Regions from separate parts of the Homo sapiens genome. Here region 1 is linked to region 2. Evidence: read pairs that join two places in POLR2A ChIA-PET (ENCODE). Cell type or tissue: MCF 10A. All regions are shown on one strand. Links, peaks and the distances in the headings refer to the core of each region. The heading gives the core; the rest is flanking DNA. Region 1 overlaps LOC107985251 (a long non-coding RNA gene). Region 2 overlaps LINC02942 (long intergenic non-protein coding RNA 2942).

Region 1 (15,328 bases), core at 6,902-11,901, 77 kb after region 2:
GAAGGCGGAGCTTGCAGTGAGCTGAGATCATGCCACTGCACTCCAGCCTGGGCGACAGAGCGAGACTCTGTCTCAAAACAAACAAACAAACAAACAAAAATTTTAAGGAAAAAAATTTAAGTATTTGAATAATGAAAATTACTTACCAAACTGCAAAAATAAAACCTTGTATTTATATAATGTTTTATGGTTTACAGAGAACTTTTACACATACCTTATAAATGTAGGTTCTAGTTCGTTTTCTCAGAATTTGTGACAACAATAAAAATTTCACTTTTGCTTTCTGGATGGTAAAATGTGACAGCCAATTGTTAAACAAAAATACAGCAGGTGATAATGAACTCATTTAAGAGGTAAAGGAATTTTAAGCACTTTTGTATTTATATTTATATGTAAGGAAGCGAAGCTGCCTGCACTTCATCTTTATCTGTTTACTAGGGTAGATCCCCAGGAATATACACAAACCAAGTTTTTTTAATCCCCTAGTAATGGTATTAGCATATACTTAAAAGTATTAAAACTTAAAAAAATTGTAGTTAAACATTCCTTAAATAAAATGGAAGTTAATAAACAATTTATTATACCATTAATAAAATAATTAATTTGTTAATAAACAACATTAATAAAATAATTTATTATGCCTCCCACAAATTGGTGTAAATTACTACAATTTGACCATACTTATAAAATTCCTAACATGGAATAAATATCTTTGCAATTGATTGATGTAAACTACCTTCCTTTCATTGATTGTGCACTTTACCCAGGCTTTCCTGGGGCCCTGTGCACTAGGAATGCCTGGCTCACGGTGTAGGCTGGATAGGCATGAGATACAGGGATGGGAGGGTGGTTTGCTCCCTGACGCAGGCCTCATGGTACATGTTGACCTGCACTGACAGAAGCCCGAAGGTCACAGATTCCACCTAGAAACAACTAAAGGAAAGAGAGAGAACTAGCAGCAGCCTCTGCCAAACTGGAGGTCAGCTGTCCAATAGCCAGTAGCAGCTACACCCTGGGGCAAAGTCAGGTCAAGACCAAGCTCTGCATTAAGGAAGAGCTCAGGGCAAGAGGGTGGAATCAGGGTTCCTAGAATCAACTGAGTCAAAGGACACTCAAAACTTCAATTTTAGCATCAGGGGCTCTGATGCAAGGAGTAAGTAACCTTGTGGAACTCTGAAGCCATTTAGCAATAGAACCCTAATCTTTTCCTTACAGGATAGGAGCTGTACTTAAAAGAGATTGTTATCTAGGAATGTAAGTAATTCATTTTTGAGTGAAAAAACAAATAAGGGATGGAAAAAAAGGACTTTGGTTCAGAGTGGGCAGGCTCAGTCACCCTTAAAGCAAACCTTGAGTGTGATAAGTCTGAGTGTGAGATCCACTCGAGTCAGGAAATCACAGCGTGAGAGAAAGCCATCCTGAGCAGCACTGCCTACTTAGGACAAGGTGTGGCTTCAGTTATGAATTTGGACTGCCAACAGAAGGATGAAATTAAAAAACAAACAAAACAAAATTGATGAGGAAAGTTACATTTCCTTCCAAAAGTTCTAAAGCCTGAGGGGGAAAGAGAAATACGGAAAAAAAAAAAAAAAAACCTCAAGAATACAGACAGGCCTGACAAAATTACTCAGACAATATTTGAGTGGGACATTCCTTTTTGTTTTTCCTGATTTACCTAAGTCACCTAATGAGTCACACTTTGGTGCCATTCTGGTCTGTTAAAAGAGGGAAATGTGGTGCCTGAAGCACTGAAAAGCATGCAGGAGCATGTGGCTGCAAGTGGGAACATACACAGACAGCAAGATTCCATCAGACCTGAAGAATGCTTGCATGGTTTTCAATCAGCCAAAAGCCACACTCAGCCTGGTGTTATGTCTCTGAAAAAAGGCAGTAAAAGATAAGCTGTTTATGTACATAATTATAATTCATGGGAAATAATACTTGAATAATAATATAATAATAATAAATATGCTGATTTTTACTACAAGAAGATGAGTTTTGGGAAAGGCCTGAAAATGACCTGCCTACCTAGTTCAGCTGCAAAGACTGTTACAGGAGTTCAAAATCCAAAGCACTTAGTTCTCATTTACCAAAAGTAACTCGGTAAATTATGATGTAACATTTATTACAGCATGATTAAATTTTAACCTCCCTAAAAAGAAGGAAAGCACATAAGTTCGTCATGAATTGACTTAACTTTAGAAGAGACTCTAAGACAATAACTGAATATTAGTTAGAAAAAACAAGGAATTTAGAGCGTTCGTTAGATGACTCTTTTACCTATTAGGCACCTCTATGTTCTAAGCACTTTCCATAAATGATCACATTTAGTCTTATGACAGCCTATGGTTTTTTAAAATCACCTTTCCAGAAAAGTGTAGGTGACATTTGGCCAAAACTTTACAGATAATAGGTGCCTGAGCCTCATTACCTGAGCCTTGTTATCACCTTCTCCCGCATGCTTTTCAGTGCTTCAGGCACCACACTTCCCTCTTTCAACAGATCAGAATGGCACCAAGTGTGACTTATTAGGTGACTTAGGTAAATCAGGAAAAACCACAAGGAATGTCCCACTCAAATATTGTCTGAGTAATTTTGTCAGGCCTGTCTGTACCCAAATAAGTGGTTCAGCCACTTATCTGTAAAGTTTTAGCCACTTATTTGGTTCACGAATCTGAATCAAATCTGTGCTTTCCACTAAAACCTAGTGCTTTTACCTTTCTTGCTTTTTTAAAAATGTTGGAATTATTTATTTTTGTGGGTACATAGTAGGTATATTTATTTATAGGGTACATGAAGTGTTTTGATACAGGCATGCAATATGTAATAATTACATCATGGAGAATGGGGTGTCCATCCCCTCAAGCGTTTATCCTTTTTGTGACAGACAATCCAATTATACTCTTTTAGTTATTTTTAAATGTACAACTAAATTATTATTGACTATAGTCACTCTGTTGTGATATCAAATACTAGGTCTTATTCATTCATTCATTCTATTTTTTTGTACCAATTAACCATCCCCACATCCCCCACCAGCTCACCCCCGATACCCTTCCTAGCCTCTGGTAATCATCCTTCTACACTCTCTATCTCCATGAGTTCAATTGTTTTGATTTTTTAGATCCCACAAAGAAGTGAGAACATGTGATGTTTGTCTTTTTGTGCCTGGCTCATTTCACTTAACATAATGACCTCCAGTTCTATCCATGTTGTTGCAAATAACAGGATCTTATTCTTGTTTACAGTTGAATAATACTCCATTGTGTATATGTGCCACATTTCAATAGATCCTTTCATCTGTTGATGGGCACTTAGGTTCTTCCCAAATCTTGGATATTGTGAAGAGGACTGCAAAAAAAACATACATGGGATTACAGATATCTCTTCAATATACTGATTTCCTTTCTTTGGGGTATATACCCAGCAGCGGGACTGCTGGATCATATGGTAGCTCTACTTTTAGAGGAGCCTCCAAACTGTTCTCCGTGGTGGTTGTGCTAATCTGCATTCCCACCTACAGTGAACTAGGGTTTCCTTTTCTCTACATCCTCACCAGCATTTATTATTGCCTATCTTTTGGATAAAAGCCATTTTAACTGGCGATGATAGCTCATTTTAGTTTTGATTCACATTTTTCTGATGATCTGTAATGTTAAGTACCTTTTCATATGCCTCTTTGCCATTTGTATCTTCTTTTGAGAAATGTCTATTCAAACCTTTTTGCCCATCTTTTTATCAGATTATGAAATTTTTTTCCTGTAGAGTTGTTTGAGCTCCTTATATATTCTAGTTATTAATCCCATGGCAGATCGGTAGTTTGCAAATATTTTCTCCCATTCTGTGGCTTGTCTGTTTTGTTTGCTGTGCAGAAGGTTTTTAATGTAATATGATCCCATTTGTCCATTTTTGCTTTGGTTGCCTGTTCTTTTCGGGTATTACTCAAGAAATTTTTGCCCAGACCAATGTCCTGGAGATTTTCCCTGATGTTTCCTTGCAGTGAAATAATTTGAGGTCTTAGATTTAAGTTTTTAATCCATTTCTATTTGATCTTTGTATACGCTGAGAGATAGGGGTCTAGTTTCATTCTTTTGCAAATGGATATCCAGTTTTTCCATCACCATTTACTGACGAAACTGTCTTCCTCAGTGTATGTTCTTGGCACCTTTGTTGAAAATGAGTTCACTGTAGGTCCGTGGATTTGTTTCTGGGTTCTCTTTTCTCTTCCATTGGTCTATGTGTCTGTTTTTATGCCAGTACCATGCTGTTTGGGTTACTATCAGTCTGTAGTATAATTTGAAATCAGGTAATATGATTTCTCCATTTTTTTTTTTTTTTTTTTTTTTGCTTAGGATAGCCATGGCTCTTCTGGGTCTTTTGTGGTTTCATATAAATTTTAGGATAGTTTTTTTCTATTTCTATGAAGAATGTCATTGGTATTTTGATAGGAATTGCACTGCATCTGTTGATTGCTTTGGATAGTATGAACTTTTTAAAAATATTGATTCTTCTAGTCCGTGAACATGGAATATGTTTCCATTTTTTGATGTCTTCTTCAAATTTTTTTATCAGTGTTTTTATAATTTTCATTGTAAAGATCTTTTACTTCTTAGGTTAATTCCTAGGCATTTAATTTTGTTTGTGGCTATTGTAAATGGAATTACTTTTTTATTTCTTTTTCAGATTGATTGTTTACTGTTGGCATATAGAAATGTTACTGATTCTTGTATGTGAATTTTGTATCCTGCAATTTTACTGAATTTGTTTATCAGTTCTAATAGTTTTTTGGTGGAGGCTTTAGATTTTTCCAAATATAAGATCACGTCATCTGCAAATCATTATAATTTGACTCTTCCTTTCCAATTTTGATGCCCTTTATGTCTTTCTCTTGTCTAATTGCTCTAGCTAGGACTTCCAGTACTATGTTGAATTACAGTGGTTAAAGTGGGAGTCCTTGTCATGTCCCAGATCTTAGAGGGAAGGCTCTTAGTTTTTCCCCATTTAATATGATACTAATTGTGGGTCTGTCATATATGGCTTTTATTATATTGAGGTATCTTCCTTCTATACCTAGTTTTTTTAGGTTTTTTTTTTTATCATGAAGGGATGTTGAATTTTATCAAGTGCCTTTTCAGCAACAATTGAAATGATCATATGGTTTTTGTCCTTCATTCTGTTGATGTGATGTATCACACTGATTGATTTGCATTATGTTGAACCATCCTTTCATCCCTGGAATAAATCCTGCTTGGTCATGATGAATGATCTTTTTAATGTATTGCTGAATTCAATTTGCTAGTATTTCGTTCAGGATTTTTGCATCAATATTCATTGGAGTTATTGCCCTGTAGTTTTCTTTTTTCTTTCTTTTTTCTTTTTTTTCTTTTTTTGACGTGTCTCTTTCAGGGTTTGGTATCAAGGTAATATTGGCCTCCTAGAATGAATTTAGAAGTATTCTGTCCTCTACTTTTTGGAATAATTTGAGTATGAGTGGTATTAACATTTCTTTAAATGTTGGTAGATTTCAGCAGTGAAGCCATTAGGTCCTTGGCTTTTCTTTACTGGAAGACTTTTTATTATGGCTTCAATCTCATTAATTTAAAATCTAGTACTTTTAAAATAATGTAAATAACTGTCACAGAAAACTAGGTAATTAGGTAGAGACAAAGAAGATAAGAAATGGGGTTAATATCTAGAAAGCAGAGATACTATTTCCTTCCCCCCAAGTCATCACAAAAGGAAATAATTAAGAGCTATGAAATAATAAACAAATATTAACATTGATATAATCCACTGATATTATTCAAATTTCTCACTTTATTTGTATTCTTGTTTGTTTGCATGTGCATTCAGTTCTACACAGTTTTATCACATATGTTGATTGGTGTATCCACCATCACAGTCAAGATACAGAAGAATTCCATCAACACAAGGATTACCCATGTTGCCTTTTTATAACGCACTCACCTCCCTCATGCCCATCCCCCTCACCTCTAATTCTGACAGCCACTAATCTGGTTTTGATATCTAAAATTTTGTCATTTTCAACAATGTTATATAAATGGAATTATACAGTGTGTAAACTTAGAGTATATAAACTTTCTGGATTATATGTTTTTTATTCAGCATAATTCCTATGACATTCATTTAAGATTTTATATGTGTCAATCATCCATTTTTTTTCTTTTTTACTGCCAAATAGTACTCCATAGTATGGGGTATGGGTGTACCAGAGTACTTTTTTTTTTTTTTTTGAGAGGGAGTCTTGCTCTGTCCCTGAGGCTGGAGTGCAGTGGCGTGATCTCAGGTCACTGCAACCTTCGCCTCGTGGGTTTTAAGCAATTCTCTGCCTCAGCCTCCCGAGTAGCTGGGATTACAGGCATGTGCCACCACACCCAGCTAATTTTTGTATTTTTAGTAGAGACTGGAGATTTCACCATCTTGGCCAGGCTGGTCTTGAACTCCTGACCTCGTGATCCACCCACCTTGGCCTCCCAAAGTGCTGGGATTACAGGTGTGAGCCACCACACCCCACCCTGGAGTACTTTTAACGAGATCCAATTTATCAATTTTTCCATTTAATGGAGTGCGCTTTCGGTGTCAAATCTAAACAATCTTTGCCTACCCCTATGCTATTTCCCAAGATTTTGTAAGTGCTATAGTTTTATACTTTACACTTAAATCTTAGATCTCATAGATTTTTCTCATGTGTTTTTTTTCTTTTTCTAGTTTTATGTTTCAAATTTAAGTCCAGGATTTATTTTGAGTTAATTTTTATATAAGGTATGAGGTTTACATCAAGATTTATTTATTTATTTGCCTGTAGATGTTCAGTTGTTCTCAAAAATGCTATCCTTTCTCCTTTGATTTACATTTGCACCTTCATAAAAAATTGGTTGTACATGTTTGTGTGTAGATGTATTTTTAAGCGTCTAATATGAACTAATCATTGAACAAATATCTCTTGAGCCCCTACGATGAGCCAAGCAATATTCTAGGTGCTGGGAATGCCACACTACCCAAAGCAGACAAAAAATGCCATACTCAAGGAGCTTATAGTCTAGTGAGAAAAATAAATATAAACCAGATAAATAAATATATACAAGGTCAGAGAAAGAAGTAGCATGACGAAAAATAACACAGAGTAATGTGCTGGGTGGTAAGGTGTGAGGTGGGATGGGCAGCACACGTTAGATGATATGGTCAAGGAAGGCTTCTCTGAATAAGTTACATTCGAGTAAAGGCCTGAATTGAGTGAGGGAGTGAGCCATGAAAATACCAAGGAGAAAAGTTTTGTCTGAAGAGGGAACATCATGTTCTGCAAGCTCAAAAGACTGAATATGGGTAAGAGGATGAAGACTTCAATTTTCAGTATAGCTGTGTAAGTGTCTACTGGTCCCACCCTCCCACAGATAGCAATTCTAAACTCTGAATAAAATACGGAAGAAAACAACAAAAATCCTACCTTAGGGAACCAGAAAGTGAACAAAAGCAGATACATTCTAAAGGAGCAATAAGTCTTAGAAGAAGGGGACACCATAGATCAAACTTCCCATTTGTTATGCCTTTTAGCCTGAGAGAATATCAAAGTTGACATGATGTGGCATGGCTAAAACTCTGAGACAAAACCAAGTCTTCCTGGTTTGAAAAAAACAGAGCTTTGGGCAGCAACAGCCACTAGAAAATTATGGGAGTCATAAAAATTAAAGAACCAAAGAGAAGAGCCCATCCTGTGTATAAACTCTGCCCAAATCTCTGGCTGATCTCTGAATCACCCATGAGCAGGACAGACTAAAAACAGAGCAGCTAAGGATAAAAGAAGTAAACTGAGATTTGGGCTGCTCCAGAGAGAGAGAGTTTTCAGGTTGGATGCAAGTAAGTTAGTTGTCTGTTTAAATGAAAAACAAAAAATAGTACAAACAAAAATAACTTTCTTTTTGGGGAGAATATAATAGAATCCATTTATAATGTCCAGGATACAATTCAAAATTACTGGACATATGAAGAAACTAGAAAATCTGAACTCCAGTTAAGGGAAAGGAAAGTCAATGGTGACTGTCTTTAAGATGATACAAATGTTGGAATTAGCAGGCAAGTTTTTTAAAACAGCCATTATAAATATGCTCAGTGATGTAAAGGTATATATGCTTGGTAATGAATAGGTAGATAAGAAATCTCAGTAGAAAATAAAATATTAAAAAGCATTGGCCAGGCACAGCCTGTAATCCCAGCACTTTGAGAGGCCGAGGCAGGTGGATCACGAGGTCAGGAGATAGAGACCATCCTGGCTAACATGGTGAAACCCCGTGTCTACTAAAAATACAAAAAATTAGCCAGGCATGGTGGCATGCACCTGTAGTCCCAGCTACTCTGAAGGCTGAGGCAGGAGAATCACTTGAACCTGGGAGGCGGAGGTTGCAGTAAGCCGAGATCGCGCCACTGTATTCCAGCCTGGGCTACAGAGCGAGACTCTATCTCAAAAAAAAAAAAAAAAAAAAAAGGCATCAAAACATTCTACAACTAAAACGTACCCTCTGAAATAAGAATGTCACTGGAGGAACTTGGCAGTTGAATGGAAATGAAAGGAAAGAGCCAATGAACTTAAGGATAAATCAACAGAAATTGTCCAGTCTGAAGTAGAGAAAGATAAAACATTTATATAAAAAACAGAGCCTCAGGACTTATAAGACAATATCAGATAACCAAATAAACATGTCATTGGAGTTCCATAATAGGAAAAAGAGAATGAAGTAGTAAAATTATCTGAAAAAATAGATTTCTCAAACTTGAGAAAAGAGGTACATTTACAGGTTCAAGGTGTTCAGTGAAACTCAAGCTGAACAAATATGAAGAAAACCATGCCTAGGCACATTATAGTCAAACTGCTGAAAACCAAAAATAAAGAGGAAATCTTAAAAGCATCCAGGAAAAAGACAGTGCTTACATACAGGGAATACTTTGAATAACTGCTGACTTCTCTTCAGAAATGACAGAAGTCAGAAAATAATATATAAAATTAGTCTTTGAGAAAAAACTAATCAAGAATTCTGAGTAGAGGAACAACCACTTGAGCTCTCCATGACTGCTATGAGGAGGTAAGAGAAGAAGCCTAAAGCCAGAAGCCTATTGTAGTAATCTAGTCCAGAAGTGATGGTGTTTTAGGCCAGGGTGATAGTGTAAATGTGATTAGAAATGACAGAATTGGGGATATATTTAGATTATGTCACTGATTTCTATAGTCATTTCTTTGCATAGGCTCTCAACCTCCTGTTTAAAAATCATTCTTGAACATGCTTGTTTGAAAGATTTCTAACCCTTCTTGGTAAAACGAGACGTGAAGAATAATGGAAGTACAAGAGTCAAAGGACTGGATGAAGATCCATTTTGGGTCAAATAATAGTTGGAACTGGGGTAAATGAAATTTTAAAAATAGACCTATATTGTAGAAATTATCCCATAATTCTAACACAAACATTTTTCCATTCTCTCGAAAACATTTCAAAGTAAGAAGGAAATGAATTAAATGACTGATTAGATATAAGGAAAAGAGAAGATGTGAAGAAACTGTGGTTTTCCGGCTTGAAGACATTGGTTCAATTTAAGAAACACATAATGACTCAAGTACAGAGAATAAATATAGGGTAGGCCTTAATGGGCTATCAGTCTGATGTCAAGAGACATTTGAGTAACTACCCAGTGTTAGGTAAGGAGTGTACTGGGTGTGGGCTATATCAGCCAGGAAAGCTGAGTCATTACACCTGAAGTCATATATCGATGAGGTACACGTGACCTGGCTGAGTTGGCTTAGCCTATATCAAAAGCAGCCCGTGTCTAGAATTGCTCTAGTCTTATAAGGCAATGCTTAGAAGGGAATATTTGCATTTCCAAAGTTCTCATGAGGCTCTCACTCATTCAGATAAAATCATCTCAACTGTGAATCTGCTGTGAAGATTTTGAAAGCTGGAAACTTGCCTGGAAACTAATCTGGAAAATGTGACTAATCTCTCTGCCTGTATCCAGACCTTGATAATGTCCTCCCATATTTCTGTATCTTTTGATTTACCCAAGCATCTGATGTCCGCATCCATCAGAGCCTCCTCTTGACGTTTGTCAATACTATAAATACTATCATTGCATAGACATTGGGATTCATGCAAGACCCCATGCCCGTTATAGCCAAGTCTCTGTGAGGAAACAGGACAATGAAGGGGAGAGATGTGATACTATGAGATAGCTAAAGCCCGTGGATTAGTCTGTTCTCGCACTGCTATAAAGAAATACTTGAGACCGGCCGGGCGCGGTGACTCATGCCTGTAATCCCAGCACTTTGGGAGGCCGAGGTGGGCAGATCATGAGGTCAGGAGATTGAGACCATCCTGGCTAACGTGGTGAAACCCCGTCTCTACTAAAAATACAAAAAATTAGCCGGGCGTAGTGGCGGGCGCCTGTAGTCCCAGCTACTTGGGAGGCTGAGGCAGGAGAATGGCGTGAACCCGGGAGGCGGAGCTTACAGTGAGCCGAGATCCCGCCACTGCACTCCAGCCTGGGCGACAGAGCGAGACTCCGTCTCAAAAAAAAAAAAAAAAAAAAAAAAATTAGCCAGGTGTGGTGGCAGGTGCCTGTAGTCCCAGCTACTCGGGAGGCTGAGGCAGGAGAATGGTGTGAACCCAGAAGGCAGAGCTTGCCGTGAGCCGAGATCGCACCACTGCACTCCAGCCTGGGCAGCAGAGGGAAACTCTGTCACAAAAAAAAAAAAAAAAAAAAAAAGAAAGAAAAAACTTGAGGCTGGGTAATTTACAAATAAAAGAGGTTTAATTGGCTCACAGTCCACAGGCTGTGTAGGAAGCACTGCTGAGAGAGCCTCAGAAAACTTTCAGTCATGGTGGAAGGCAAAGGGGACACAAATCCAAACCATATCACTTTGAGAGGCATGATAGAAGTAGACCTTACCAATGGGGCATGAAAACTATACCTTTAGCTTCCAAGAATCTGGTCCAGAGAAATAGTATTGGAATAATATAGACAAAAAACCAACAAAATCTAACACCTAGGTTATTCTTTCCTGCAGGGAGCCAAAACAGTGTAGATGAAACTTACAGATTCTGGGACTTATTCACATTTTCCACCTAACTGGGGACAGAGTAACCTTGGGGATATCAGGTGTAGTTGTAAACAAAAAAAAAATGTGGCCAATATAAGCACTGAAAAGATGAATCCTGTTGTGAGGAATATAGCAATTTCTCCTATATCTGACTGCATTATGGGTAAGGATATTCTACGTCAATGGGAAGACCAGCCATTACCCCGCCCCGAGATCAGTGGGGTATAGAAAACCCTTGGTCAGGTGCAATGGCTCACGCCTGTAATGCGAGCACTTTGGGAGGCCGAGGCAGGCAGATCATTTGAGGTCAGGAGTTTGAGACCAGCCTGGCCAACATGGTGAAACCCTGTCTCTACTAAAAATGCAAAAATTAGGCAGGTGTGGTGGCACGTGCCTGTAATCCCAGCTACTTGGGAGGCTGAGGCAGGAGAATCGCTTGAACCCAGGAGGCAGAGGTTGCAGTGAGCTGAGATTGCACCACCGCACTCCAGTCTGGGCTACAGAGTGAGACTCTGTCTCAAAAAAAAAGAAAAAAAAGAAGACTCACCTTCTTTACAATTTTTAATTTAATTTTTATTGAAGAATATTTTACATGCAAAAAAGCACATCGTCTCAAATGCAGAGCTAGTTGACTTTTCACACACTGAACATACCCATGTAACATCACCCAGATGAAGAAACAAAACATTACCAGGACTTCCAAAGCCTTCCTCATACCCCCATCCCGGGGGAAATTGCTATTTTGACTTAAACACTATGAATTACTTTTGCCTGTTTTTATACATTACATACATGAAACAAAACAGTATGTACATCTTTTGTATCTGGCATCTTTCACTAAACACTTTCTGTTTTGAAATTCATCTGTATAATCATTCATTTCATTGTTGCGGTATATTTCGTCATATGATGTATCACCATTAATTTATCCTCTACTACTCATGAGCATTTTGATCATTTCAAGTTTGGGGTTATTGTAAATAGGGCTGCTATAAACATTCTAGCACATGTCCATAGGTGAATAGATACGGATGCATTTTTGAGAGGTAATCTCTAGGGGTAGAATTGCTGGATCATAGAGTAGACATATGTTCAGCTTAGTTGCCAAAGAATTTTGTAAGGCAGTTGGACCAATTTATACTTTCACCAGCAGGTTTTCAGAGTTACGGTTGGAATACATTTTTACTAATACTTGATATTTTATCATTTTAGCTATTCTTCTGAGTATGAATTCTGAAATTGTACTTTGTGTTTGATTTTAATTTACCTAATGACTAATGAAGTTAACCAAGTTTTCTTATGTCTATAAACCAATTGGATATCATTTTTTGTGAAGGTTCTTCAGGTCTTTTTCCATTCTCTTGGTGGGTTGATTATCTTTTTAAATTTATTTGTAAAAGTTCTTTATATTTGGGGGGCACAAGCCCTTAGTTTGACATGAGCTTTGCAAATAGTGCTTTCCAGATTGTAGCTTGCCTTTCACTCTCTTACTGGTGTCCATATCAGTGTTCTAGGGCTGCCATGACAAAATATCAAAGACTAGGGGGATTAAACAACAGAGTTTTGGTTTTTCTTATTCTCACAGTTCTGGGGCAGGGAGTCTGGGATCAAGGTATGAGCATGCTTGTTTTCTTCCGAGCCTCTCTCCTTGGCTTGCAGATGGCCAAGCCATCTTGAATGGCTTGAATAACTTTCAAGCTTGTTATTATTGGGTGAAAGGGATATCAAACAAAACCAAATATCCCTTAAGTATAAAGTGGAAACAAGAAGTTACTCTAGAGAAATACTAGTAATCAGAATGGAGGAGACTCAGAAGAAGATGGCATATTTGATCTGATACAGGTCAGGAAGAGTAGGAAATGAAAATGTAGGGTAAAGATATTTCAGATAAAGGATGCAAGTATGTGTTTTTTGAGGACAACATATACAATAAAGTAGAAAAGTAAGTTAATCTGAGAAACATCAGAAAATGACTTACAGAGAGCCCTAATTTTTCATTACTCAGAAATCAAAGTAAAAACAAAGATAATTTGATTTTTGATAGGTAATTATTTATTCAGCCAGTCCACCAAATCCAGGAAAGCAGGAACTTAAACTGAACTAAGACAAAAATTATGAATTGTTTCATGTGATCGGTGCCACTAAGAATATTAGTGAATTCTCCTAAACACAGATATTTTTCCCCAGTAAATAATAGTACTTGAGAAACACAGAATTGCTAAAGAGAGAAATATAACTGCTTCTCTGTTTTGTGGGGAAAGGGAAGGAAAATCCTTCCTAACTGGTTTCTAACTGGCATTGTTCGTCTTCAAGTCTCACACGTGTTCCAGTCGTTTAATCTCCAGAGACAGCTTTTACACCTCCAGGGTCATTTTCGAATCCTCTGGGTGTGGGAGACACTGCATGAGCTTTCTACCCGTGAGCACTTGCTCACAACCTTCAGAGATTACCTAAATGAAATAAAGCGATAGTTTTTGAGAGGCTTCTCTCCAAATGAAATCCGAATATGTAAGATTTCTTCTGGATGTATCACTGATGACCACAAAACCGGAATGTCAAAACCCTCCTCAGGACAGATGAATAAAATCCCAAAGAAACTAGGGTCTCAGCAAAGTATTCTCCCTCGGCCGTCAGGCAGCAATCAGTAGCTGGTGAAGCAGGGAAGGAACAACGCTGCAGACAACACCCAGGGGGCCTCGTTAGGGGCGACAGAAGGGACAATTCTGATGGGCCCATCTGAAATGAAGCAAAAGCATAGCATTTATTATAGAAAGTATGAGGCTGGGGGTCAAGTCAGCTGGATCTATGAGACCTTCCTATCTAGGGGTGTGGTCCTTCTTGAGCTTACCTTAACAAGTACACCAAAGTGCTTCAAAGGTGACGGTGCTAATTCTGTAAGTGATGTGCCCGAAATAAATCTTGCCAAAAGTCAGATCTCGCTGGTGTTGGCTAGGACAGTGCTCTGGAGGAGACTATCATTTTTAGAATGGGATAGGATGCCCTGAAATGTGTGCCACTTACCCACTCACAACTGGGCACCTCTGGGTGCCTGCCATGTTCTGTGCTCTGATCAAGTGATATTTTGAGGACCAACCAAAGTGATATTTTGAGGACCAACCACTTTATAGCCAGAGTCACACTGGATGGTGACATTTTCAAGTTCAACATACAGATCCTTACCCAGACAGCTTTCCATTTTCTGTCTCTGGTTTCAGACACAGAGCTATAATGGAAACACAATTTTGATCATCCTATGATTCTCAGAATAAGATCTTATAATAGTAAGAATATTGAGAGTTATGAAACATTGATAAATTATACCTGGATGGGATGCTGAGAGTTGTTCTTTACCTCCATTTATTTATGATTATAACAATAAGATTAATAATAATGCTAATAATGTTATTGCACATACTATATGTCAATGTAAGTACTAATGCAAAACATTATTACCTCCATTTTGCTAAAGAGAAAAATTAGGTACAGATAGTTTGTGTGACTTGTCTAATATTGCATAGCCTTTGGGTGGCATGATTATGATGTAAACCTAGTCACTGCGGTCCTAGAGTCAGAGTTTTCAAAATTAGTACAGTATTTCCAAACCTTGATCTTTTCATGGTCCTAAGTATATAATTTTTATTCTCATATTCTTAATATCTTGCTGTGTTAAATGGAGACAGTGTGGGGAATTAGCTCCTTGAGTTGCTATTAATAGATTAGTTAAAAAAAAAAAAAAAGGTTGACCCTATCCTTGTGGTTGACCAAAAATCTCCTATCAGGTCAACTTCATTATGAGAAGGTGGGAGCATGCATGGTTTCTAATGGAGACATCGAATACTTCAAAGATGTTGGGAATTTACCCACAGGATTCCTCATTTAAACTTAAGTAGATGCCCACTAAAATTTTGCCAAATCCTCACTGATACTCTCAAATTAAAAATTGTATCTCTAAGTCCACTAACAGAACCCTGTATATACAGACACTTGAATTATAACAAAGGTCACACTGCAGAGTTGTGTGGAAAGTATAGTTTATTAAATAAGTGCTATATGATTAATTGAACAGCCGTTGGAGAAAAACAAATTTTAACCACTACTTTCCACCATAAACACACAGGAATTCCAAGTGATTTGGAGATACTAATGTGAAAAGTTAAAACAATAAAGCTCTGGAAAATAACATAAGGAAATATTTTTTGTGACCTTGCTGTAGGCAAATATTTCTTA
Region 2 (15,328 bases), core at 3,335-8,334:
TGTGTGTGAGAACAGGCTCAGCAGCCAGGGGGAAATGCAATGCTTGACTTATGTGAGCAAATATTTATTTGCCAAGATCTAACTTTCTGAGACAACAGTGAATTTTTGCTACCTCCACTTTGGAGGTAGGGGCAGGAACAAGAAAATGTGTGTGTGCACACATGTGAGACTGTGTTCATGTGTGAACTTCAAACACAAATTTAGGTTTTGCAATAGTAACATTATTTATAGGAGCAATTGGGAAGGTTAGGAATCTTGTAGCCTTTAGCTGCATGACTCCTGAGCCATAATTTTTAATCTTGTGGCTAGTTTGTTCATTTTAGTATGTGTGTGCAAGAATGTGAGAATATGTTTGCATGTGAGAGTGTATGCATGTATGAGTGTGTAAGCGTGTGTGTGCATGTATGAACGTGTGTGAGCATGTGAGTGTGCATATATGAATGTGTGTGAGCATGTGAGTGTGCATATATGAATGTGTGTGAGCATGAGAGTATGTGCATGTATGAATGTGAGCATGTGAGAGTGTGTGTGCATGTATGAATGTGAGCATGTGAGTGTGTGCATGTATATGTGTGAGCATGAGTGTGTGCATGTATGAATGTGTGTGAGCATGTGAGAGTGTGCGTGCATGTATGAATGTGTGTGTGCATGTGTGTGTGTATGAAAGTCTGAGCATGTGTGTGCATGTATGAATGAGTGTGCATGTGTGTGCATGTATGAATGTGTGTGAGCATGTGAGTGTGTGTATGAAAGCCTGTGTGAGCATGTGTGTGCATGTATATGAATGTGTATGAGCATGTGAGAGTGTATGTGCGTGTATGAATGTGAGCATGTGAGAGTGTGTGTGCATGTGAGAGTGTGGTCCAGCACCCAACCGCTCTGAAACACAAATTTCCCACTTATAAAACAGGTGTAATGATATTACCTCATAGAGGTTTTGTGAGGAATAAAGGAAATAATGTATGTAAAGCATTTGGCCCATTGCTTGGCACACAGTACTCTATAAATATTAACAATAATGAATGATCATGGGTGATGACATGAATGAATGTTTCCTATAACAAGACTTGGCCACTTTTCATGAAATCTATAAATACAGCCATGTCATGACATACAGTTTTAAAATTCTGTAAAAGCAATATGAAATTCTCATGTATTAGCAATGTGGAGATCATTTAGTTGTTTTCCTTATTCTTTCCCCACTCAGTAGTATTTTTCCTTTAGCAAAGATTAGGTCATTTACCAAGATTCAGAATTGTATAAACATTGGATTCTTTACCTCCAATGTAGTCCCATCTGCAGTTTGTTTCCCTTGATTTAACAGCTTGCAAGTTAAGCAGATTTACAATTTAAGCTTACTAGAATTGCACAAGGGTAAGGAGGGAAGAAAGAAGAAATTTACATTGAAGGGATCACCTTCCATTGATACTCTCACTTTGAGACTTAACCTTGGTTAACCATCCAGCAGTGCCATGAGTAAACTATTATTACTTACAATTGCACATGTTGGGACAGGTTCAGAGGGGGAAATGATTGGATAAAACAATACAGATGGCAAAGCCAAGCAAAATTTGAACCCAGTTCTGGGGAGATTTAAAATTATGCTCCGTCCACTCTACGTGTTACCTTTTATTTGTTGGTGCATAATGAAGACTAAAGCGTTCCTCGATCTTTCTCAAAGTGTTCATCGGTGAGTATTTTCCTAGCACTGTTCTTTCAGATGTCAAATAAAATCCATTTACCTATATGATGATCATTTCTCTAGGATAAATAGTACTTTCTCATATAGCCAAATGTTCTGCTATGAAGAAGGTAATTTACTTCAGACAAACAATAATTGCAGGTTTTGTTGAAAACACTTCTGTTTTCTCAAGTCCCCCATCTGATACCACCTCCTCTACTACTTCTGTGACATCCTTTCCCCCTCATGTTTCCAGACCATGTGGCCTCATTTTGATGTCATTTAGTCCATTAGCCCAAAGGTCTATAATAATTATGTCAGGGTTTGTTTGTGTGTGTGTCAGGTTTGCATGGAAAAGAACCAATTTAGAAACTTCTTACATAACAGAGACTTACCATATGACCTTATATTTCCAAGTATGGACCCAGGAAAAATAAAAATGTCTACAAAGATTTGTACATAAATGTTTATAGAAGCTTTATTTATAACAGCTACAAGCTGGAAACAATTCATAAGTAGCTGAATGGTTAAACAAATTGTGGCACTTCCATACAATGAATACTACTTCACATTAAAAAGGAACAAATTAATGATACACACAATAGGGATGAATTTCAAAAACTTGCTGAGCAGAGGAAACTAGGCACATAGAGTGGATATTATATGATTTCATTTATATGAAGTTCCAGAACAAGCAAAATCAACTTATGATGATAGAAATCAAAGTAATGACTATCGGGAGTGGGGAGTGCAAGAGGGTAGGAGAATTTACTGCAAAATGGCAAAAGGGAACTTTTGGGGGAAAATGTTCTATATATTTATTGGGGTAGTGGTTACATGGTGTATACATTTGTCAAGACTCGTGAAACTGGATAATTTGAATGTTTCCATTTGTTTTATGTAAATTATACCTCAATGAAGTTGATTAAAAATCATAAAATGGAATCAAAGGTCTCAGATGTGGAGTTGGTGGGCTTTGGCAACAGTGAATCAACTGGGTTATGTGTCAAGAATAGCACAACCAAATACACCTTTTCTCGTTTTGCCCCCTAATTTTGTCAATCAGTTTGAAGTAGTGTTAACCATGGATGTGAAATAATTTGAGCCCATAAAGAACAATATCAATGGGCTTTGCTGACTTGCAAAACACTGAGTTGTTATATATATGAGAAAATTGGCAAAATCACAAAACAATTATAAGCATATTGCATTAATCATTTGATGTGGATAGTGTAACCTTGGTTGTTTACTATATTCTGAGAGACACAGTGTTGAATCAGAATGCTCACCAATTAACAAGCCATCCACAGGAACTTCTGATGCAATTTCCCATGAAAGGAGAACCAAGGAGATTCTTTTCTCCATACTGTTTGATCCCAGCCTGTTCTCACTGCTCCATCTGAAGAGCTAGTGATAGGTTCTCAGAGCTAATGAGGTAATTTTATGGATCTTTTCCACATCACCTCTCACCTGCTCAATGAATCCCCACTAAATCTTGTGCCAGGATAATGTGGCAGACAGAAATAATGACAGCAACAATTTAGATGAATGTAGGACTTATCATCTCTGGGGAGTTTTTCACTAATATCTCACTTAATTCTCAGATCCACTCTGTGAGATAGGTGTTATTATTAACCTCTAAATGAATTTCAGTGATTCTCTAACAAGTCCAAAGTCATACACCTAATAATAATCAGGGTAAAGCATGAACCCACATCATCAACTGCAGGTTTTGTGCTTGGCCCATCACACCACCCACACTTCACAATAAACTACAAAATAAAAAGCAGATCCCTGCAAGCACCATATTTTAAAGGGTGTTGTGTATTTGGTCTGCTCACTCCAAGCACCGGATTTTTACTTTGTCAGTGGGTAATGTAATTGCCCAACAGATTCTTCTTGCCCACTGTCCAGATGGAACTGATTTATCCAGATGGGAATTACAGTAGACAAAGTTTAATACATGTAGAGCTGGCTAAATTGGAGACTGGAGTTTTATTGTTACTCAAATCAGCCTCCCCAAAAAGTCAGAGGCTAGGATTTTTGTAAGACAGTTTGGCGGGTAGGGAGCTAGGGAATGGGGAATGGTGATAAATTGGGTCAGGGATGGAATCACAGGGAGTCCAAGCTGTCCTCTTGCATTAAGTCAGTTCCTGGGTGGGGGCCACAAAACCAGATGAGCCAGTTTACCAGTCTGGGTGGCACCAGCTGGTCTATCAGAATGCAGGGTCTGAAAAATGCTTCGAACACCAATCTTAGGTTTTACAACAGTAATGTTATCTATCAGAGCAATTGAGCTTAGGAATCTTGTGATCTCTGGTTGCATGACTCCATAATTCCTAATCTTGTGGGTAATTTTGTTAGTTTTACAAAGGCAATCTGGTCCCCAAACAAGGAGGGGATTTGTTTTGGGGAAGGCTGTTATCATCTTTGTTTCAAAGTTAAACCATGAGCTAAATTCCTCTCAAAGTTAGTTCAGCCTGTACCCGGGAATGAACAAGGACAGCTTGGAGGTTAGAACCAAGATGGAGTTGGTTAGGTCAGATTTCCTTTACTGTCATAATTTTCCTATGTCATATTTTTCTCACTGTCATAATTTTTGCAAAGGTGATTTCAGTAATATAACTGGCTCAGATATATCTTTGTAATAATGTCTACAGATTCCATTAATTCAGAAATTTAAAAGAATAAGGTGCATTAAGAGAATAATTATACCCATGCTTCAGAATTTTACCAGTTAAGTTAAAATACATGTAAATAAATTTAAATGCAATATAAAATACATTCAAGTGTAGATGTAACGATAATGTCATTCTGCGGCCAGGTGCGATGGCTCATGCCTGTAATCCCAGCACTTTGGGAGGCTGAGGAGGGCAGATCATGAGGTCAGGAGTTCGAGACCAGCCTGGCCAATATGGTAAAACCCCGTCTCTACTAAAAATACAAAAATTAGCTGGGCATGGTAGCGGGCGCCTGTAGTCCCAGCTACTCAGGAGGCTGAGGCAGGAGAATCGCTTGAACCTGGGAGGCAGAGGTTTCCGTGAGTCGAGATTACACCACTGCACTCCAGCCTGGGTGACAGAGTGAGACTCTGGCTGGAAAATTAATAAAAACTATAATGTCATTCTGATGTTAATTACTAAACACTTGTTATGCCTGCTTAGATATTTTCTGCACTATAGTTACTTCCCATATATCATTATCAGTTGTCCTTCAGGGACAGTGTGGTTAAAAATAATCACTCTGGTGACTCACTAAGGTTTTGCAATTTAACCATTTCATGCCCTCTTAAATAGAAGTTATGTTTAAACTGTTTACTTCTTTCATTCTCCATTGTTTTTCTTAAGATTTTTAGCTGGAAAACCGGCCTGAGGAGGTAATCCACAATACAGAAAATTGATTTTGAGCAAAGAGATATTAGGCTTATATAAACAGAGATTTAGAATGTGCTTAAATATCCAACTACACAGGAATGGTTAAAAACCTTTTAGTACATATATACACATTATTAAGTATTATGCAATTATTAGTTATGTATACAAATAAATTTGTAATGGAATATGAAATGTTTTATTAAAATGTTTAAGCAAGGCCAGGTGTGGTGGCCCACGCCTGTAATCCCAGCACTTTGGGAGGCCGAGGTGGGCAGATCACAAGGTCAGGAGATCGAGACCATCCTGGATAACACGGTGAAACCCCGTGTCTACTAAAAATACAAAAAAATTAGCTGGGTGTTGTGGCGGGTGCCTGTAGTCCCAGCTACTCAGGAGGCTGAGGCAGGAGAATAGCATGAACCTGCGAGGCGGAGTTTTCAGTGAGCCAAGATCGGGCCACTGCACTCCAGCCTGGGCGATAGAGTGAGACCCCATCTCAAAAAAAAAAAAAAAAAAAGTTTAAGCAAGAAGAAAATTCAATTGTAACTGTGTATTAACATGGAAACAAAGTTATTCAAAGAAAAGACTGAAAAATGTTTTATTAAAATGTTTAAGCAAGAAGAAAATTATATCTTCTATATATAATATGATAATCAATTGTAACTTTGTATTAACATGGAAACAAAGTTATTCATAGAAAAGACTGAAAAAAAATAACCAAACTAAGGGTATGTGAATAAGTTTGCTGATTTTTTTCTTTGTATATTTTTTCCATATTGAGCATGCTTTATTGTTACATCTAGAAAGCTTTACTTTCATTTTAAAAGAAATCCTGCCAGCCAATTCATAATCATAATAGTTAAGTATTTGATTATGCTATGTTGTAACTTATTGAAACCTAGAAACTCATTTTTTCAAAGCAGATACTCTTACTTGAACTTTTTGAAATTTAATTCCCTTTTAATTATATCTAGCCTTTGTAGTTTGAAAAACTTTTCTCCTTGGTAGAAAGATAAAATGCAAATTGTTTCTGTAAGTCCTTGTGGGACTTCTCATCCAGGATCCAGCCAATTCCACTCTCACTTACCCCAGGCTAGTTTGAGATTTTGATAAATCTTATCCAGACTGCCACAATAAGCCGTTACTTGTTCTCTTCCTGTCAGCTGATTACATGTACAATGTCCAGATTAAGTGCACATGCTCAGCAATCACTTCCCGTTTTCACAAAATAAAGTCCAAGCTTCTTAGTCTGCTTTCAAGGCCATTTATAATTTGTTATTAGGCCTTTCCTGCTTTGATCTCACAGGTTTTATTTGTGGATGAACAAAATGTGCTATGCTCTAGTCAAATTACCTTCCTCGCTGATCCCTGGCATGCTATGGTTACCACCTCTGCGTGTTGATTCACTTACAAGGAATGCCCTCCCCAGCCAGCTGGTCCAATTAAATGCTTCCTTGGCTATCAGTCTGAAGGGTTTGCACTCTCTTCTGATCTCCTAGTGTAATACAGCAATTTCCCCTAAAGTATGCTTGCATTAGTTTGTGACATCTCTTCCAGTATTATGTTGAACTCCTCCTTAAATCATATAAGGTTGTTTAGCTCTGTTTCTTCTTCCCCTCAATTAGATTATAAAGCAATCTGAGACTCCCTCGCCTTCTGCTTGGACTGGAATCCTACCTCCCTCTCTTATGAGCTCCATGACCTGGACAAGTTACTTCATTTTAGTGTGCCTCAGTTTCCTCATTTATATAATAAAATGGAGATAATAATGTCTATCTCATAGAATTAAAAGAGATAATATGTAAAGAACTTGGGACAGTGCCTACTGTACATATAACACCAATTAAATATTAACTGCCATAACTTATTAGAAGGTATTTTAATGTAAGGATTATGTTTCATATTTCTTTATATCTTCCACAACAGTTGGAAAATTTTACTAGGGACTGATGAGTAAAGATTTATATATTTGTTGACTGTTTTATTAACAAGATTAACTTTTGTTAATAAGACTATCCCAAGCAGGCAAATCTTGGGGACTTTATTAATACTCTATGATGTATCAACATTGTATTATGTGCTGTGCATACATTCTTTTACTAAGCATTCACAATAATTCTTTTCCCACATGGCTTTTATATGTGGTTTTAAAAATTTAACTTTAGACTATGTATGCATATGCATGTGTACAGGCAATTTAAAAAGCCAAATAGTACTTTAAGGAAATGAAACAGTAGTTCCCCAACCCAACATCCCTCCAAAAAGTAGAAATATTCAGTAGGTATTATCTGTTGACTTCCTGTTATGAAGATTTTAATTTAACTCTCTTAACACTCCCACATCCTTCCAGCATAATTAATTGCAGTTTGAAATTAACATTGTATTTATTGTATTGGTACTATGTAAAAATTGTTAACAAGTTAGCATGTAGTGTATTATTAATTTCCTTTTTTGTACCAAATTCTTTATACTTTTAGTTGGTAATTGCCTGATTTTGTTGTTTTCTCATTTTTTTAATGTACCTTTTGCTAACTTTGCACAGAACCATATACTTCCTTGAAACATGGTCAAAAACTTTAGACAAACTGTGAGTTCCACTTTTTTCCTTCTTCTTTTCAGAGTACAAACCTCTTGTAGTTCTTCATTGTCATTCACCAGTCTGGACTTTCTGTTACATCATCCTGAGAATTACCTTGCCTCTTTAGTTATTATTGTTGGATGCCTGGCTTCTTGAACTCTTGTCTTCCTTTTCTTATATTTCTCCGCATTTCGAAGGTGTGTATTCTCCAATAGCTTCCTGGAAAAAAAGGGGCATGGGGAGGTAATTTTCTTTTTTAGATTTTTTTAAATTTTGAAAAGGCTTTTATTCTGCCTACAAACTTGATCGATAGTTAGTCTAGGTCTTAAAATCTAAGTTGAAACCATTTTCCTTAGGATTTTGAAGGCATTTCTCCAATTGACATCTAATTTCAGAATTACTTTCAGAATATTAATGTCATTCTGATTCTTAATTCTTTATGTTTGATTCACTTTTATTCTATTGAAAGTTATGGTTTTGTCTCTAAACTTGGAACTCCGAAATTTTAATCACAATGTGCCTTGTGTTAGTCTGTTTCCATTCACTATGCTGAACCATTCAGTCTAGAAATTTGTGCCTTCCAATTTTGGAAACTATTATTATATTATTATTTTGATAATTTTTTTCAGTATACTCTTTTTAGAACTCTTATTAGTCAGACTGTTAATCTTTTTTTTCTTTTTTTTTTTTTTTTTTTTTTTTGAGACGGAGTCTCGCTCTGTCGCCCAGGCCGGACTGCGGACTGCAGTGGCGCAATCTCGGCTCACTGCAAGCTCCGCTTCCCGGGTTCACGCCATTCTCCTGCCTCAGCCTCCCGAGTAGCTGGGACTACAGGCGCCCGCCACCGCGCCCGGCTAATTTTTTGTATTTTTAGTAGAGACAGGGTTTCACCTTGTTAGCCAGGATGGTCTCGATCTCCTGACCTCATGATCCACCCGCCTCGGCCTCCCAAAGTGTCAGACTGTTAATCTTAGAACTCCTATTAGTTCTCTAAACCTTGTATCTTTTCTATTTTTGTTTCTCATCTTGTTATATTTTCTTAAAATTTCTCAACTTTTATCCAGTGCTTCTGTTGAACTTTTATTATTGCTGTAATATTTGTAATTTCCATGAGCTCTTACTTATTCTCTGAATGTTTTTAACCAGCATTATTTACTCATTTAACATATATAATATCTTCTTTTATATGTGATGATATTAAATATACAGGATTTTGCTTTGTTTTGACGGTGGTTTGTTTTCTTCTTCTGTTTGCATTGTCTGTCTTCCGAGTTTCTTTTTGTCCGTGTTTGTTAGTTTTGTTCTCTGTATTTCATGTTGGAGGCCTCCTCAAGCATCTTATGATCCATAATGTTTCCTTCAATATTTACAAATGAGACTCCAACAAGCTAGTTGTAAACTGTGTGTGTTTCCTGGTTGGCTTCAGTGTAGGGTTATTGGGTTGGGAACTTGACAGTGTGGGAAACAACCCCATATGTTAGCATCTAAAAGTATTTTCTCTTAGTCTCATTCATTTCCCTAAAAAGAAATCCTCTGAAGTCTCACCTGGAATGGAACAGAGAGGTATAAGCCTGGCTACCAACATTCTGGGATCTTAGTCTCACCAGGGAGTTACAGGTCTCACCATTCAATGTTTGCCTTTCCTACCCTTCTTCTTTCACTGTCAGTTTTCCTAGAGTTGAGAACTACTCTGATTTTGATTTTTCCATTTAATGCCCCTTGCCTCTTCTCTGGATAGGAGAAATGGCAAAAACCTTCTTTGTCAAACAGCACTTCAATTAGAAGCAAAACCATTAGTGCTTTGTGCGCACATTGAGCAACTGGGATCCTTCAGGATTGGCTGCTCTCGAGAAAGAAAGCTTCCCACGGGTCACCACACCCCACCCCACTACTTTATCCACAGGGAAGCAGCTGTATCAAATGGCCAATGGTCCTAGTTCCTGGCAGAAAGTAAAAGCATGATAATAGTCTCCTAAATGCTCTGCATATGAGAAGCGTCCTTCAGGTCTGTCGACTTTATATACACTTTCAACTGATCCTCCTATTTTCAGTTTAATTCCTAATCTCCAAAGGTTCTTTGTGCCTCCAATTTCTGAGCCTTTCTGGGGTTCTGCAGCATAAACAGACTGGCTACAGGCAGGAAGGTTTTAGCTTTCTACTTTCTGCTAAATCGGTAACAATTCAAACACCTTTCTGCATCTCCTCTGCCATTTATTCTTTTGTGTTTTTATGCCTTTAAAAAATTATTTTTAATTTTAGTTAAAATGACACTGTAATTTTAGTGGCATTTTGAGAAAGAGTGAAAATAAATACGAATAGTCACTTATTTTTTCAACAGAAGTCACTATATATATATATACATATACTATGTATATGTGTTACTGCTTAACCATTTCATGAAATGCTCTCTATTATCATCTTAAGAACAGAGACTCCTTTATCAGCTATATGAATTTAGCATCTGGCTAGGAACTTTGGAAAAACTGGATATGTCAAAATAGAGAACAGAAGTATATGTTGAATAATCTTCTTTGCCCCTGGAATAGAAATACCTAGCAAATAAGGCAAACTGTGAATCAGCTTTTCCCTCTTAAATGGCTTAAAGAGGGGGCTCTTCTTAACCAAAATGCTACCTAAAATGCAACAAAGTACATCAACATATGTCTTTTGCAAAGCCAATTAACTTGTAATTTATATTTTTAAAAATATTCAGATATGACTCATGTTTCTTAATAAAATTCCTTGACAAAAAGTGAATTCAAGGCCCAGGGTTTGCTGGAGATAACAATCCACCTGGTAAGACATGGATTTAGACTAATTTTTAATCACTAATTTTATGTTTTCCATGTTTAATATGTTTAATCACTAATGTTTATCATGCTTCTACTTTGTGCCAGGAACTAGGACCATTGGCCATTTGATACCGCTGCTTCCCCATGGATAAAGTAGGGGGTGTGGTGGCCCATAGGGAGTTTTCTTTCTCGAGAGCAGCCAATCCTGAAGGATCACAGTTGCCCAATGTGCGCACAAAGCACTAATGGTTTTGCATCGGATTGAAGGGCTGTTTGACAAAGGTTTTCGCTATTTCAAATACGTAACTGGAGTCTAAGTTTCCAAAAGGTGCTCCCAAGATAAAAAATTTCTGTGATGATATCAGCTTGCACTTAATGGACAAACCAGATTCTTTGAGAAATGTCAGTAGTTTTAATTTAGCAGCTGAAATCTGAATATGTTTCAGTGTTTCTTAGTGAAGCCTTTTCTGCTGCGAAGGATCCACAAAGTCCAGTGTAATTTCAGGATAAGCAGATATGATGTGTGGAGGGTGCAAACTGGCAGTCTGCATGCTGCTTCCAGAACGTGATGTGCATTGCTTGCCTAGGCTCCAGCCTTTCCACCTCAGCTGCTTTGCCCTTTACCTAAGATGTGATTTATTTATATACCTGCCTAACTCATTTTACTTCAGGATGGAGATTAACTATTATCAGCTTCAGGAAGTCTTCCGTAACCTTCCCACACACCTTGAACAATATTCTATTATAACATTTAACAAATATCTGTAATTGTTTTTGCCACTAGACCATGGCCTCTCAAGGACAAAGCTTAGGAATGAGTCATATTACCGCTCAACTAATACAGTGCATGACATATAAGATAGAGTCAATAAACATATGAATGAATGGACAATGAGTGACGCTGCCAAGAACAGAGATTTAGTTTAGTTCCCTTTCCTTTGATTAGCAATCTTGGTCTAGGTGTTATGTACGTAACAGCCATCATCTTATGGGCTTATAATAAAATAAATAAAACAATAAAATAACACGTCACTTAGCTATAAATGAATGAGTAATGTCTCTTAATCTTTCCTATTAATTGTGAGTCATAGGATCTGGGCATGGTACATAATATGTCCCATCATAATATTAAATATATTGCAGGGCGGTACAAACAAACCATTCTATCAGGCATAGAGAAGAATGATGTAGAGCCTAAGACTAACATAAACTCAAAGGGCAGAAAATAAGACAAAATATGCAAGCAAGGTAACAAACTGCATGCCATTTACCAGATTATAGTTCATTTTCCATTTAAAATTTAAATTATATTTAAATTCCATTTAAAGTAAAAGAAATGGTTAAAAAATACCAATCCAGCTATTGCGGGAAGTCAGGAACCCCGAATGGAGGGATCAGCTGAAGCCATGGCAGAAGAACATAAATTGTGAAGATTTCATGGACATTTATTAGTTCCCCAAATTAATACTTTTATAATTTCATACGCTTGTCTTTACTGCAATCTCTGAACATAAATTGTGAAGATTTCATGGACACTTATCACTTCCCTAATCAATACCCTTGTGATTTCCTATGCCTGTCTTTACTTTAATCTCTTAATCCTGTTATCTCGTAAACTGAGGAGGATGTATGTCACCTCAGGACCCTGTGATGATTGCGTTAACTGCACAAATTGTAGAGCATGTGTGTTTGAACAATATGAAATCTGGGCACCCTGAAAAAAGAGCAGGATAACAGCAATGTTCGGGGAACAAGAGAGATAACCTTAAACTCTGACAGCCAGTGAGCCAGGTGGAACAGAGCCATATTTCTCGTCTTTCAAAAGCAAATGGGAGAAATACTGCTGAATTCTTTTTCTCAGCAAGGAACATCCCTGAGAAAGAGAATGCGTCCCTGAGGGTAGGCCTCTAAAATGGCCGCTTCGGTGGGCGGCCGTCTTCTATGGTCGAGCTGTAGGGATGTAATAAGCCCCAGTCTCCCATAGCGCTCCCAGGCTTATTAGGACGAGGAAATTCCCGCCTAATAAATTTTGGTCAGACCGGCTGTCTGCTCTCAAACCCTGTCTCCTGATAAGATGTTATCAATGATAATGCATGCCCGAAACTTCATTAGCAATTTTAATTTCACCCTGGTCGTGTGGTCCTGTGATCTTGCCCTGCCTCCATTTGCCTTGTGATATTCTATTACCTTGTGAAGCACGTGATCTCTGTGACCCACACCCTATTCGTACACTCCCTCCCCTTTTGAAAATCACTAATAAAAACTTGCTGGTTTTGCGGCTCAGTGGGCATCACGGAACCTGCCAACATGTGATGTCTCCCCTAGACACCCAGCTTTAAAATTTCTCTTTTGTACTCTTTCCCTTTATTTCTCAGGCCGGCCGACATTTAGGGAATATAGAAAAGAACCTACGTGAAATATCGGGGGTGAATTTTGCCCGATATCTGGCTGAATTTCCCCCGATATCCAGCCTGACCAGTTCTGTGGTTTCTATTAGTAAATGAAAACTATGCTTTTTCCACTCTGTCAGTTTCAGATTATTTCTTATCTTCCCTCTCGTATAAAGTTTCCCAGCTTCTGTGGAAATTGTTCCATTGAGCAATGCTACTGTTCAACACCTTCTGCTTGCTGTTAGGTACTGACCTCTCTTCAACCCTGCTTTTGATTTATAAAAACTTCAACACCCTCAGAGTCTTCCTGTCTGTCCAACATCCACCCATTTTCAGGATGACATCATATCCTTATTTGATACTCTGGTCACTTACTGCCTTGACTTACTAACTTCCATGGACCTCCTCCATGTCAGCCAGTCATTCCCATAGACACACCCTGGAAGATGTCATTGTCTGGAATTGCTCCAACTCCAAAAACATTTTTTCAAACATCAGTCTCTCTGCATAAACTTTAATCAAATGACTCTCAACCTATCATTCTTTGTCCTCATTGAGATCTTCCAACTCATAGATTCTTTACTTTGTATCTTCCTCTCAGTTCCTGTCTGTCTTCATTTCTTCCTCTCCAGATTGACATTCTATGGCCCATCACTTCCTCCTTCTTTTCAATGCCCTTATCTTTCCTATCTCATTTTTCTGTTGTATGTGCCTGGCAAAATGCCAGAGGTAGATGAACCCTACTGTTGCCCATTTCTAAATCTTCAGATGATCTGCTGGAGAAAATAAGACAACCAAATGGACACTACACCATCTTAACTGAACTTTGAACACAGTATATGTTTCTTCATCAACCCTCTGTCCCATCCTCCCCCTCACCTATTTCACACTTTTTTCGCTTTTCTCAAGTTTCCACCCTTCCTCTCAATACACCTTTCACTGAGCCTCCATAGATTTCCCCTTCTAATTAGCAGATGTAAGGCGAGCATCAGCCTTCCTACAAACATGCTCTTAAAAGCTTAATTTCCCTAGACTTTTAGGAGAAGGAAGGTTTTGCCTCTCAGGCTTCTGGAAGTTGTTTTTCATGCATTGCCTGAGTCTCCTCTTCTTTCCAAACTCCATCAAGGAAAAGCCTCCCTTACTGCTGGCTGCCTCCCTGAATACCTGGGTACAGCCTCTTCAAAGTCCCGCCTGGGTTTCAGCAGAGGGGTGGATGTAAGGCAGGCCACACTTTTTTTTTAAACTTCATACAGTTATTCCTTGCAATGGTATCAGGTAAAGCTATCCTGATGTATTAGATTTTTCTGAAGAGTTGGTGGTAGATACTCTATTATATGAGGGAAATTAAAAATGCAAATAAAATAAAAACAATAACAAAAACACTTGGCTAAATATACTGGTAACCATAGTCCAAGAGAAAATAAGAAAAAAGTCAACTTATTCTCAAGAGGTACCCTCATGGTCAGATCCCATTTAATAGCATTGGTCCGTTGTCCTACAGAGCTACAGATCAGTCCTACCTTTCAAGAGCTCCTGCTTCTTCAAACCTTTGCAGTGTGAATATCTGTCCCAATTTAAGGATACTCCAGTACCCACCTTTGGGGTTTGGTCTGGCCATGGGATCCAGACCCCAGTCCCCAGTCCCCAGGCAATGCATGTGTGGAAGTGATTTGAAGGAACAATTGTCAGGTCCAGGAGGAAGGAGGTCATGTCTATCTTATTCAGTCTTGTAATCTAAAATCCAGCACAAAGATTGAGAGATAGTAAGATTTCAATAAGCATTTGAGGCAACGAAGAAAGAAGGCATAATGAAGACAGTCTCAATGCTGACTTTGCCTAAGTTACGTATTGAGTATGTTTTGTGTTTTCTTATGGCAAATGCAGCCAGTCCTTGACTTCATCTCCTTTTCCTTAGCCTCCCATCTAGTTCCTTTGGAGTTCAAGTGAACCTCCTACAAATGTCCATTTATTCTTGGCCCTGAAGTTCTTGGACCACCTATGACTAGCAGAATAATTGTGGACTCTGCCACCTATCAATCATCCTTGCAGAGTGCTATATTCCTGACATTTACCCCCAACCCTACACTTAATAGTAAATTAATATATAGTTGAACAACAGGCAACAAATTAATGTTAACATTCCCCTATAATTTATGAGCACTACTCCCTCCCTGGTAGCATACAAACACATCTTCATTAAAGAAGCTTAACATTTTGAGAGGCAGCAATTCTTTTCCATATCTAACTAATGGATAAACTAAGGGAATGGAGAAAAGGGTGTCAGTAACAGCATTATACATGATAATAGAGCCCATAGCTTTTGGCTCCCAAATGTCTGCTCTAACTGCAAGACCAGAAACTCCCACTGTGATCTGCTAGAACCTGTGCAAAATAAACAAACAACCTTTTAGCTCAGAGGAACTAGCTGAGCTATGTCTGTATAAGACAGAGGCACAGAGAATCATCTGCTTTAAAGAGAGATTATTTTTTTCAGAATTCTGGGCTTTTCAACA

The links. Peaks named below come from ENCODE experiments on the same cell type or tissue, not always from the same donor. Only the 100,000 strongest peaks of a DNase experiment are listed, where the experiment ranks them.
Region 1: POLR2A ChIA-PET joins it to region 2 with 7 read pairs; 10 of 35 experiments call an interaction of 5 or more read pairs at or near these places.

Annotation. Positions count from the first base shown.
Region 1 is chr1:207,227,297-207,242,624 of GRCh38, reverse strand. All of the region lies in intron 1 of LOC107985251 (a long non-coding RNA gene), which reads left to right. LINC02942 (long intergenic non-protein coding RNA 2942) reads right to left here and starts at 2,513. Exons shown (of 4, transcript NR_186170.1): 1 at 2,432-2,513. It also overlaps the pseudogene C4BPAP2. In MCF 10A, for the core only: no CTCF peak of the experiment used is centred there; a DNase peak (open chromatin) is centred at 9,734.
Region 2 is chr1:207,300,991-207,316,318 of GRCh38, reverse strand. LINC02942 (long intergenic non-protein coding RNA 2942) reads right to left here. Exons shown (of 4, transcript NR_186170.1): 3 at 14,412-14,549; 4 at 2,138-7,852. The region is part of intron 1 of LOC107985251 (a long non-coding RNA gene); the gene reads left to right. Among named protein-coding and RNA genes, the nearest start is that of CD55, 13 kb to the left of the region's middle. In MCF 10A, for the core only: no CTCF peak of the experiment used is centred there; DNase peaks (open chromatin) are centred at 4,918 and 6,458.